Linked DNA regions of Mus musculus: region 2 is linked to region 1. Evidence: chromatin loops called from intact Hi-C (ENCODE). Cell type or tissue: left cerebral cortex. All regions are shown on one strand. Each heading gives the region's core, and the rest is flanking DNA. Links, peaks and the distances in the headings are about the cores only. Region 1 has its middle 41 kb from the start of Cdca7. Region 2 overlaps Rapgef4 (Rap guanine nucleotide exchange factor (GEF) 4).

Region 1 (5,379 bases), core at 99-5,098:
TGGGAGCCAGCTTGCCAGCAAGAGGGAGACCTACCTCTAACGCCAGATCTTTAGACTACTGTTCTGCTGCACGGTCATGACCTACAAATCCTTATGCTTAAGAACCATACTTCAAGTCAAAGCAGAGGGGAAAATCAGAGGAACCCAGTGAGTTCCAGCCCTGCCACATCTTCCACAATTGATACAAGTCCTGGATCCTTGCCTCTCAAATGTCTCTACTTCCTGGGTGGTTTAGTGTACATCCTTTGACATCTTATGAATGACTTGGAGATGAAAGTTGTGCACAGAGGGTACGGTCTGAGGGAGTCGGGAGGGAGCAGCGGGATTCAGTGCTGTGAAGCAGGCACAGATATTACTTTGCTTCTCTTTTCCTGGATATACGCCGCTTGTGGCTGAGATCCCCAAGGTGAGATTCCATGAGAAGAGGAGGTGAAGCATGCAGAGGTGAGGGGACGCCCGCAGGAGAGCCGGGAGAGTGGCAGAGATGAAGTCCACAACCGCCACTCATTTTTCCCATGGGCTCCTCTTAAGGTCCCAGACACCACAACCCACAGATCTTCCCTGGGCCACCTGGACTGCTGGTGCCTTCTGTGGCTGCAGCAATGGGCCAAAGCCCTCATAATTATCCAAAGTGGTGAGACAGAAAGCCAGGGGGGAAAGACCACATCAGTGGAAGCTGAGATGAATTCAGACCACCCCAAAAGGGGCACTTAATTCTGCCAAGTTCAACTAATCTTCAGATGCAACATTATCAATAACAAAATAGATGTAAACCCAAAATCAGAGCCTCTAATTCTGAAGCAGTTAGGAAACATCTGAGAACAAGACTGTGGGCTTCTGAGAGAGCTGAAAGATGCATTCAGCATAGCACAGACTACACACTCAAAAACAGCATTATTTCAAAGTGCAGAGATCTGAGCCTGAAGGAGTCCCCAGACGCTTCAGTCATTTGCTCTTATTGGGTGACTTTATTTCTAGAGGCAAGATTACAAGGGTGCAGCCTTTGCTCTCCTAAAGCCTGCATCCTAGCTATGCACTCATAGGAACCACAGCAACAGGGCAATGTATAAGGAGTGCTAACGTGTGTAGCCCCAGCTATAACAATGTGGAATTTGACAGGTCATCGGCCACAGTTAGAAACAGAAGGGAAAACCCTTTAGTAGCGCAGAACTCGAGCAAGAGTTTGGGACAATGGCTTTCCACTGGGTTGGAGTAAGCGTCTGGCACACAGGTGTGTAGTCCAGTACTTGCTGGATAAATATCATTGAACAGGGACATCCAGTGGACGTGAGCACTGTGGATGGCCTGCATCATACAACGGATCCCCATCCCCTGTCTTCCTTCTGCCACAGCTTAATCAATATCCCCCGGGGAAAGGGATCCACAGGTTTCATCTCCCATCACTGTTTCCATCCAGTTTGTCTGGCTGCTACAGAACACCTGACCACGCCTGCTTCTGTCCGTCACAACCTAGAGTGTTAGGTGCCGCTAGATGATTTGTGCCATGTCCTTGCTGGCAGTCCTTACTCATGCAGTATGGCCTTGCTGTTCTTTAGAGGACACAGTAGGTGCCTGCAATCTGCCGAGGTCCTGAATAAGTCTCCTAGCAATAATGCTCACTCTTTGCTTAAGTGAAAACAAAAACTCGTGTGGCCTTGTATGTGAAAGGCCAAGAACCGTGCACCACAGCACCATTCCACACAGAAAGTAAAGCAAGGTTCAAAAACTTGCCTCCGGACTTGTGTGGTTTATATGCTGAACACAGAGAAAGCATCTTGTCCCCTGACTGTGTCTCTGTGTGTACCCAAGCCCACCATCTACTTTGAGCGTGAGCGTGATATTCACTGTATATCACAAGACCAGTCTCTGTATATTCATAAGATAATGTTCTAGGAGTTCTGAGTGTGTTTTGAGCACTACCAGTTCCTTCATCAGGAATTACCAGGGTACTCGGAATGAACGATGACACGGTACAGAGGAGAAACCAGAAGCCCAGGGAGGTTGCTCTCTTAGAATTTCTCAAAGTGGGCTGCACAGAACACCCATATCTTGAATATAGGCACTTTATGGAAAAGGGGGTCTGGTCAGGATCACATACATTTCAGAAATTTCAGATTAGACAAAATGGAGTTGGGGTTTTCATTAGTCTACTTAAACGACAGAGCTTCTAGCTGCAGCTAGTGTTCTTTCCACAAAACTGGGGACAAGGGCATCTGTGGGGTGTGTTAAGCCTCCCCTTACCCTTACCCATGATTATAGAAGGTGCTGAGGACTCCCGCAGACAGCAATACTACACACAGCACAGCTTTGAACTCTGCCCCTAGCGTGCTACTTCTTAGGTACTCGGTGGGCTGGGCTGGTTTTTTCAACAGGCCGTTCCCACGTTTTGCTAGGCTTCCTACATCTCCCTGCTTATCCCCAAGAGTGGAACTCAGAAGACATGACAAGTGAAATCCCTTAACTCCTTATAGTTACAATATGAGGGTTTCGTTGTTGTTGTTTCTCGTTCTACAACCCAGAGAGCAGCAGGAACCCAGCACTAACTGGAAGCCTGGTCCATCCACCTAGCTCCCACACCCCCAGCTCAGCACACCCGAACAGAGGAAGCATCAGAGCGCATTCCCTGTGGAGAGCAGAGGTGTGTAGGGGAGAGGGTAACAACTGAGGGAAGTGTATCCTTCATTTCCTCATGTTTTTTCCTTCTTTGCTGCTGATCACCTGTTTCTGAATTGCCTGTTCCGCTGTGTTTCTATAAAGGTATTAACCACTTTGCTCATCCAAGGATGCGCGGACCGAGACCTCAGATTCTGGTTCAGCGACATCATCTGTAGACCTTGTTGCCAAGCTCGGTGACCACGGATGCTGAACTCAGAAAGGGCTAAGCAGGGATAGCGAGCGGTCAGAGAGCAATGTCGGGTTCCCAGAGTTAGGGCTCCCCCTGCTGGAATCCAGAGCCAAGACCGAGTGTATTTTTATTCCCCAGAAATCCTGATTGAGCCTGCCTTCAGCCAGCTGCTTCACATTCAGTCAAGGCTTCTCCCACAGACTAGACTGGCATCTCTATCCAGCCATCTGTGAGTCTCCCCTCTCTTCGCCTGTGCTCTACTTCCTAAAGGATGATCGAGTTCTCTGTGCCCAAGTCAAATGCTGGGAATTTAAGACTGGGGGATTTCCCGACTTTCCCCCAAAAGCCGATCTTTTTGTTAGGACACGTTCTCCACAACAAGAATTACATTTTTCAAATGTTTGAATATCGGATCCTTTGTATTGCACATCTGGGGGTGTATTGTACACCCAGAGGGTGGGAGAAGAGAAACCCCTCCCGGATGCTCCCTCTTCGGGAGTAAGGTCAGAGGCATAAACCTGGAAAGTAGCCTAGTTTTACTCTGCTCTGGTCACTAAGCCCCTTCTTGCCATAAAACCCTGCCTCTGTGGAGTAGGAAAATAAGCATCGTGCCATAAAAATCTTGCCGGCATCTAGCTTCCTCTAGCTTCTGAGACTTGAGTCTCAGAATTCCTGATGGCTGAGAAATTGCAAGGCCCAACATCTAGAGAATTCTGCCCCACACACACCCACCCACACACACCCACCCCCAAGGACGCCACTATTTGTAATTGAGAAGTCTCTATCTTTTCATTTGTCAAAGAGGAAGGCTGAGCCACATTGAAATGGAAATCCGGCTTTCTCGTGCAGAGGGCAGCAAGGTTTCCGCTGGCTCTCTGTTAGGTGTTGACCCATTAGGACACGCTGTAAGGGCTGGGGCTCCTTAAGACCTGGGAAGTCAGGGCCCATTAGCTGTGCTCTCCAGTAGTGGAGCACATACCCACTTGGGGCTCACTGCAAATAAGACACTGAGGACTAGGAGGGCTAGGAGGGTTGGGAGCGATAGCTCAGTTGGTAAACACACCCCTAGGTTTGATCTTTGGCGCCTCATAAACCAGGTGTCCTGGTGGCACAGGCCTGTGATTGCAACACTTGGGAGGTGGAAGGAGGAGGAGGAGGAGGAGGAGGAGGAAGAGGAGGAGGAGGAGGAGGAGGAGGAGGAGGAAGAAAAGTTCAAGGTCATTCTTATCCAGCTGCTCATAGAAGCTACCTAGGATACAGGAGACCTTTTCAGAAGAAGAAATGTAAAGACAGCAAATTCAAAACCCTAAATGAAGGCGAACCTCTTTCAACCCCATGAATAATTATTCACATTTACAGAAATGAATACTAAAAGGAGCCGATCTTCATTTTTCAGCAGGCTGCACTATGGGATACCTTTACATACCAAGTTCACCTGATGCATAAAACATATGATTAGATTTACAAAAACTTGATTTACACAGTTTTTTTTTAAACATCTTTGCAGAAAGATTAGGTGTGATTAGATGCAATAGGAGCCCCTCTGAGGCTCACTGATGGGCTGTAGGAGAGTTACTAGCCAAACCCTCTTCAGCTGGTGTCAGTTCCCTCCCTAGAGATGTCTTGAGTGAGGCCTAATGACTGCTTACAGGGGTGGTATTGGAACAAGGGACGCTTCAGGAAATAGGTGCTGTTCAACCTTCATGAACTTGCCAATGAAGCAGAGCATCACAGTTGGAAAAGTGGTCAGGTCTGCTTTCTGTAGGAAAAAGGCACCCAGAAAGACACAGCTTCGATAGCCACTAGTGTGAGGCCATGAGGAGAAAGAAACAGGGGCAGCCCTAGGTGGCAAGAGAGCATTTGTCTGAGACTAAAGGAAGGAAGAGCTCCACAGAATTAATGTGTTCACTCCAAGGGATTCAAGGAGGTTCTCAGAGCCTGCACTATGGAGCAAGCCATTGAGCTGGCTTCTGGTTGCAGTTTCTACTCTTTCCAGAATTTAAAGCTCTGCCGTGTACACAGCAAGCAATCATATAGGCAATGTATATGGCAACTTATGTTGCTCTCCTCCAATGGCCACAATCAACTGAATTATAAAATATAGTCTCATATAAATCAAATTTATTATAAAATATAGCCATCATAACTTGAAAGAAGAAAATTGTGTGTGTGTGTGTGTGTGTGTGTGTGTGTGTGTGTGTGTGTGTGTAAGATATATACACGGTCGTCTGATAAAGAAGTCGTAACCTGCGCCATTTCGAAGTGTCTGGGGACATCTGTCATAGAGTTGTGCTCCAACTTCCGGGTTGCTTTGAGTCTCCTGAAGTGCAAAAGAGCAGAAGCTTTGAGAATCTGCATCCAGGTTCCTTTCTTATCCTTTATCCTTGACCCCTTTCCCAACACACACTCAAAGCAGCATTTTGAGACGCCGGAGAAGGAAGTATCACAGATTCAAAGGCGCAACAAGCTTTGAAAAGCTGCTGCCCACTGTCCACCGCTCCCCGGAGCTCCCATACTTAGCTTTTTGGTTTGTG
Region 2 (5,379 bases), core at 267-5,266, 280 kb after region 1:
TTTAGTTTTACTGATATTGGTAAGGTTGATAATTTTGAGTCTGTGTTTATATCATTATGAGTATTTACAAATCTATATTTGAGAATGAAGCACTTGGGTTAAGCCTAAATTCTTATTAAAATGCCAATGTTATCCCAAGTATTTGGTACACCTGATGGCAAACGACCACACCCACACACCCTAAGTTCTTCATACCAGACCCCTAAAAAGGAAAAGCGTTTACTTCCTAATAAGCAGAAAACTTTCACCACACAGCAATATGGCTATATAAGTTGACTGCTATCATAAACAAATAATGTTTGATCTATGCTCCAAATGCAAGGGCACCCACATTCATAAAAGAGACGTTACTAAATTCCAAAGCACATATTGCATCCCATACAATAATAGTGGGAGACTTCAACAGCCCACTCTCAACAATGGACAGATCATGGAAACAGAAACTAAAATAGAGACACAGTGAAACTAATAGAAGTTATGAACCAAATGGATCTAACAGATATTTATAGAAATTTCATTGTAAAGCAAAAGAATATACCTTCTTCTCAGCACCTCATGGTACCTTCTCCAAAATTGACCATATAATTGGTCACAAAACAGGCCTCAATAGATACAAGAAGATTCAAATAATCCCATGTTCCCTAACAGATCACCACGGACTAAGACTGGTCTTAAATATCAATGTGATAGCTTGTATATTCTTGGACCAGGGAGTGGCACCATCTGGAGGTGTGGCCTTGATGGAGTAGGTGTGACCTGGTTGGAATAGGTGTGTCACTGTGGGCGTGAGCTTAAAACACTCACCCCAGTTGCCTGGAAGTCAGTCTTCCACTAGCAGCCTTTGGATGAAGACATAGAACTCTCAGCTCTGCCTGCACCATGCCTGCCTGGATGCTGCCATGCTCCCACCTTGATGATAATGCACTGAACCTCTGAACCTGTAAGCCAGTCTCAAGTAAATGTTGTTTTTTATAAGACTTGCTTTGGTCATGGTGTCTGTTCACAGCAGTAAAACCCTAACTAAGACAATCAACAAAAACAACAGAAAGCCCACATACACATGGAAGCTGAACAATGCTCTACTCAATGATAACTTGGTCAAGGAAGAAAAAAAAAATTAAAGGCATTTTAGAATTTAATGAAAATGAAGGCACATCATACCCAAATTTATGGGACACAATGAAAGCAGTGGTAAGAGGAAAACTCATAACTCTGAGTGCCTCCAAAAAGAAACTGGAGAGAGCACACACTAGCAGCTTGACAGTACATCTGAAAGCTCTAGTGCAAAAAGAAGCAAACACACCCAAGAGGAGTAGACGGCAGGAAATAATCAAACTCAGGGCTGAAATCAACCAAATAGAAACAAAAAGAACTATACAAAGAATCAACAAAACCAGGAGCTGGTTCTTTGAGAATAGCAACAAGATAGATAAATCCTTAGCCAGCCTAACCAGATTGCTCAGAGACAGTATCCAAATTATAAATTCAGAAATGAAAAGGGAGACCTAACAATGAAATATATCTTAAAATAATTATTGTTTGAAAATATTAAAATCATGTTCTACAAAATAAAAGTAAATAAATAATGTTTGAACAAAACATTTTTGCAGAAGGCTCATTGAATGGTTGCTTTGGCTGCTCATATTCAACTCAAAAAGTAGCCACGAGCCGTTCTTCATAGGTCGTGGCGGTGGGGAAATGCACTTTAGAGGAGTTATGGTGGATCGGCTCACACACGAGAAAGCAAGCAAGGATGTCACAATGCTAGGGTAGTGGCTCCCAGAACAAGGGCCGGCATCTCCACCTGCATCACTGGCCTTTGCCTTGTGTGGGTGACTTGGAGATAATAAATCCAGAGCGGCAGACCTGCTCCATTTGCAGCTTTGCTTATCATTCAAGGCAAGCCAGGAGATGACTTCCTGTCTCGGTTTTTTCTCCTGTGAATACAGGACTAAAGCACCTACCCCAGCTTTGCCTCTTTAATTTTGCTAAGCTCCAGACTGGGCCAAGAACTTAAAAGAAAATGCTGCAGCTTTTCTAAAGACAGCAAGCAAAACAGATGCTATTGTCTACCTCAGTGGCTCTCAACCTTCCTAATGCTGTGACCCTTTAATACAGTTCCTCACGTTGTGGGGACCTCCGACCATAACGTTATTCTGTTGCTACTTCACAACAATCATTGTATGAATTGTAATGTAAATATCTGATACGCAAGATTCCTGATATGTGACCCCCAAACGGATCGAGACCCAAAGGCTGAAAACCACTGGTCTAGAGGCTTCTGTCTATTCCTGTAGACTCAGGGTTAGGAAAGCCTAGAGTCTGTACTAACTGGGTTGAGTGAACAGGTTCATGGCGGGACAGCAGCCTCAGCACAGGGCTGAATATGGCTAAATAGTCAGCTGATTTGCAGGAAAGGCCAAGTCTACCTGTATAATACAGAGAGTCAGGAAGATAGGGGATACATTACAAAGGCAGAAACAAACAAACAAAACAAACTCCTGGGTGTTTTGAGAGCCTTTTCTGTGTTGCCTGCTCTGTTGTAAACTGACAGGCAGGTCCTCTCTTCCTTCCTGCTGCACTTGGCACCAGCAGGCTAAGGTGAAGAGAGAACAAGCTCTCTATGATGGGAAAGCTCACCCTGTCATAGTTTCCATAAGCCACTCATTCCAAACACATGAAGGCATCTGCTCACTGCACAGAGGCCGCCTGACCGCGCCGCTAGGGAAAGTGGCCGCACCAAACCTGTCTTCAAACAGCCAGCTTTCCCAAAAGGCAAGGCAAGCAGCTCCTGGATTCAAAGGATCTGGTATTCTATTGTCTCCTCGAAATCTGGCAAAACAACTCAAGGCATTTGGCAAGCTGGCTTCTATAAAACACCAAGCCGCTTTCCCTTCTTTGTTTAGCTCTGGAAATCAAGAGAGTGTGTGGGATCTGAACTGTTTGGCTCAAGAAAACGCCTGGCTGGGGTCGCTCATTCTCCTAACCTCCCCGAGCTCGGGCTCTGCATTTAGAAAGGGAAGGAGTCTCGCAGCACAAGCCACATTTAGCTTTTTTATTTTTAGCACTGTGGTGATACCAAAAACATGGAAGTAAACAGGAGGTTGTCAAGCATATCTAAATAGCAGGAGAAGATTAAATTCATGTCAGGGAGAAACCTAACTGGCCCCTGCAGTAAATAAATTGTTTCCCAAGAAGTGCTTTTAAATAGAATATTTATAAGATGTTTGCTTTCTCTGATGTGCATGGAGATGATTTCCTAGTGCCAGGTTAGCTGGCCTGTATGCGTTTTACTGATTTTATTCTGCCTGAGCTGTGAGCTGTTGTTCCAGCATGTTCTACTGCCCTCTACTGGTGAGAACGTGTTATGTGCCACATCGGCTTCCAGAGCCTTGCAACCAAAGTTTCTAAAGGAACTTTTGTTGACTTCAATAGCATTCTTCAAAGGGGGGTGGGGGTGGGGGAAATCTGAAGAGTTCAGAGCAAAACACACCCCCCCCTTTGACTCCAGCATCAGTACTACAAGATGTTAATTTATATATTGATGTTAACTATTAAAAAGCTAGAAGACATTCTTCTCTTTCAAGAATTCAACTGCTGGTTGTTCTTACACCCGTTTCTCTTTGTAAGGTGTTTTCCATGAGAACAGAGTTCAGGGACATTTTTATTCTTTCTCCAAAGTTAAAGACACTTACTGAGCCGCTATCTTGATAAATTTTTTCAAAAGCTGAACACGTTTGCTGAGCTGGGAACAAAGGCAGACCTCAGTGACAACCCAAAACTGAATTTCATTAAACCTCCTCAGGAACAAATCCAAGTTTGCCGTGGTCTTTTTAAAATTATGCCTTCCAAATGTGTGGTAGATTAGCTCCAGCTAGAACAGAAAGGAAAACAATTTTACTTATTTGTTGGCTTTTAAATCAAAACGCCAGCCTGGCTCCTCCGTTTGTCAGGAAAGTGTTCTATCAAGCAGCAGATGTGAATTCAATCGCTAACCCGGATGTACCTTGTCATATAGATTTGAAGGGCTTTCATGAAGCTTGTGGAATATATAAATATAAACTAGGTGTTATTGGCTTAATAGACTCTGGAAGACATAGCATAGCATCACAGAGATTTTTTTTTTCTTTAATACTTACGGGTTTTATAAGCTCAGCATGCACAAAACCCATCATGTGGTTTCCATATGGTAGCACACGGAAACATGAGTGGCGTCAGGCCAGCAGGCTTCACTCAGAATCCTATGGAGCCCATGGACGCTCCTTGCTGGGCGTCTTACCTCATGCACACAGTTGAAGAGTTCCCAATCGTAGGTTGTCATCTGGTACGCCAGGTCTTTCGAGCTCATCAGCTCAAATGTTCCCACTGTCCCAGTGGTCGGGCCTTCCTGTTCCGGCAAGGGAGTCTGGGAAAGATTGTGAAAAAACTGGATCAGAACCACAAAGGGACCAGTACTCAGTGCCCAACGCTTTCGGGAGTTTTTGGTGTTGGAAAGGATTTGGGGGATAGTGTTGGGCATGTTTTGAAATGTCGGTTTTGAGGTGAAGAGTGTCTTTGCTGCTTGTTGTACTTGCCTGGAGGCCATCTTTGTTGTTAGCATCCTCAACCATCCCCAGTTACCAACAGTGTGGTCACCAGCATTGCCACCACCACCATCTCAACTGTGGGCCATGACAAATAAGGCTGGGCAAAGGCTGTGCAGGGATCTCCTGTGCCTGGGGATTGGCGGGTGGGTACCTGGAAACTCTTCCTCTTCCACGGTAAAGATGGAAGATGCTCTTGGAGACCTTACCCTCATGTTTCCATAGAAAGTATGATAAAGCCAAATACTAGCACAGGAGTTTGAATTTCTACCCACACTACTACTTAACTCCTGGTGGTAACTGAGGTCAAGTTGCCACAGCCACGTCTTCACACACCACCTAAAGTAGTGAACTAGTAGAGAGCAGTGTGATCTGAGTCTACACAGGATTTCCAAGTCCTCAGCCTGGCCCGAGAGCTGTTGGGTTGAGAATGTTGCAAGTTTGGGGCAAGACCAGACTCTGCTACTTAGACCAAGACTCTTGTCAGAAGTTTTCTTTTGCTTCACTCATCTCCTTCTGTGATCTAAGAAATGTTATACAGCGTTCTTACTTTGTCAGACAAGAGACAGATGGAGTGTATAATACCTAAATACTTATCTGTAAGACTAGGGATAGATATTTAGGAATGGATATATATGCATACATGTGAGACATAGAAAGAATATCTGCCACTATGATGCTAACAGTACTTGGATATTCAATACTCATATCACATGGCTAGGGATGTCACTCTGGCTAAGCACTTTCTTTGTAGGTACAAGGCTTGTTGCCCCAATTCCAGCATTAATAAGAAAAG

Evidence for each region. Hi-C counts contacts between places; a loop is a spot of excess contacts. Peaks named below come from ENCODE experiments on the same cell type or tissue, not always from the same donor. Only the 100,000 strongest peaks of a DNase experiment are listed, where the experiment ranks them.
Region 2: it touches region 1 in a loop (2.1-fold over the local background); 2 of 42 quality-filtered maps call a loop at or near these places.

What each region holds. Positions count from the first base shown.
Region 1 is chr2:72,514,141-72,519,519 of GRCm38, reverse strand. No RefSeq gene overlaps it. Among named protein-coding and RNA genes, the nearest start is that of Cdca7, 41 kb to the right of the region's middle. In left cerebral cortex, for the core only: a CTCF peak has its summit at 2,937 (motif pointing left); a DNase peak (open chromatin) is centred at 2,965; H3K4me3 peaks cover 278 bases.
Region 2 is chr2:72,233,103-72,238,481 of GRCm38, reverse strand. Rapgef4 (Rap guanine nucleotide exchange factor (GEF) 4) reads right to left here. Exons shown (of 31, transcript NM_001204165.1): 24 at 4,280-4,405; 25 at 3,696-3,874. Among named protein-coding and RNA genes, the nearest start is that of Map3k20, 50 kb to the left of the region's middle. In left cerebral cortex, for the core only: a CTCF peak has its summit at 3,347 (motif pointing left); DNase peaks (open chromatin) are centred at 2,860 and 3,339; H3K27ac peaks cover 938 bases.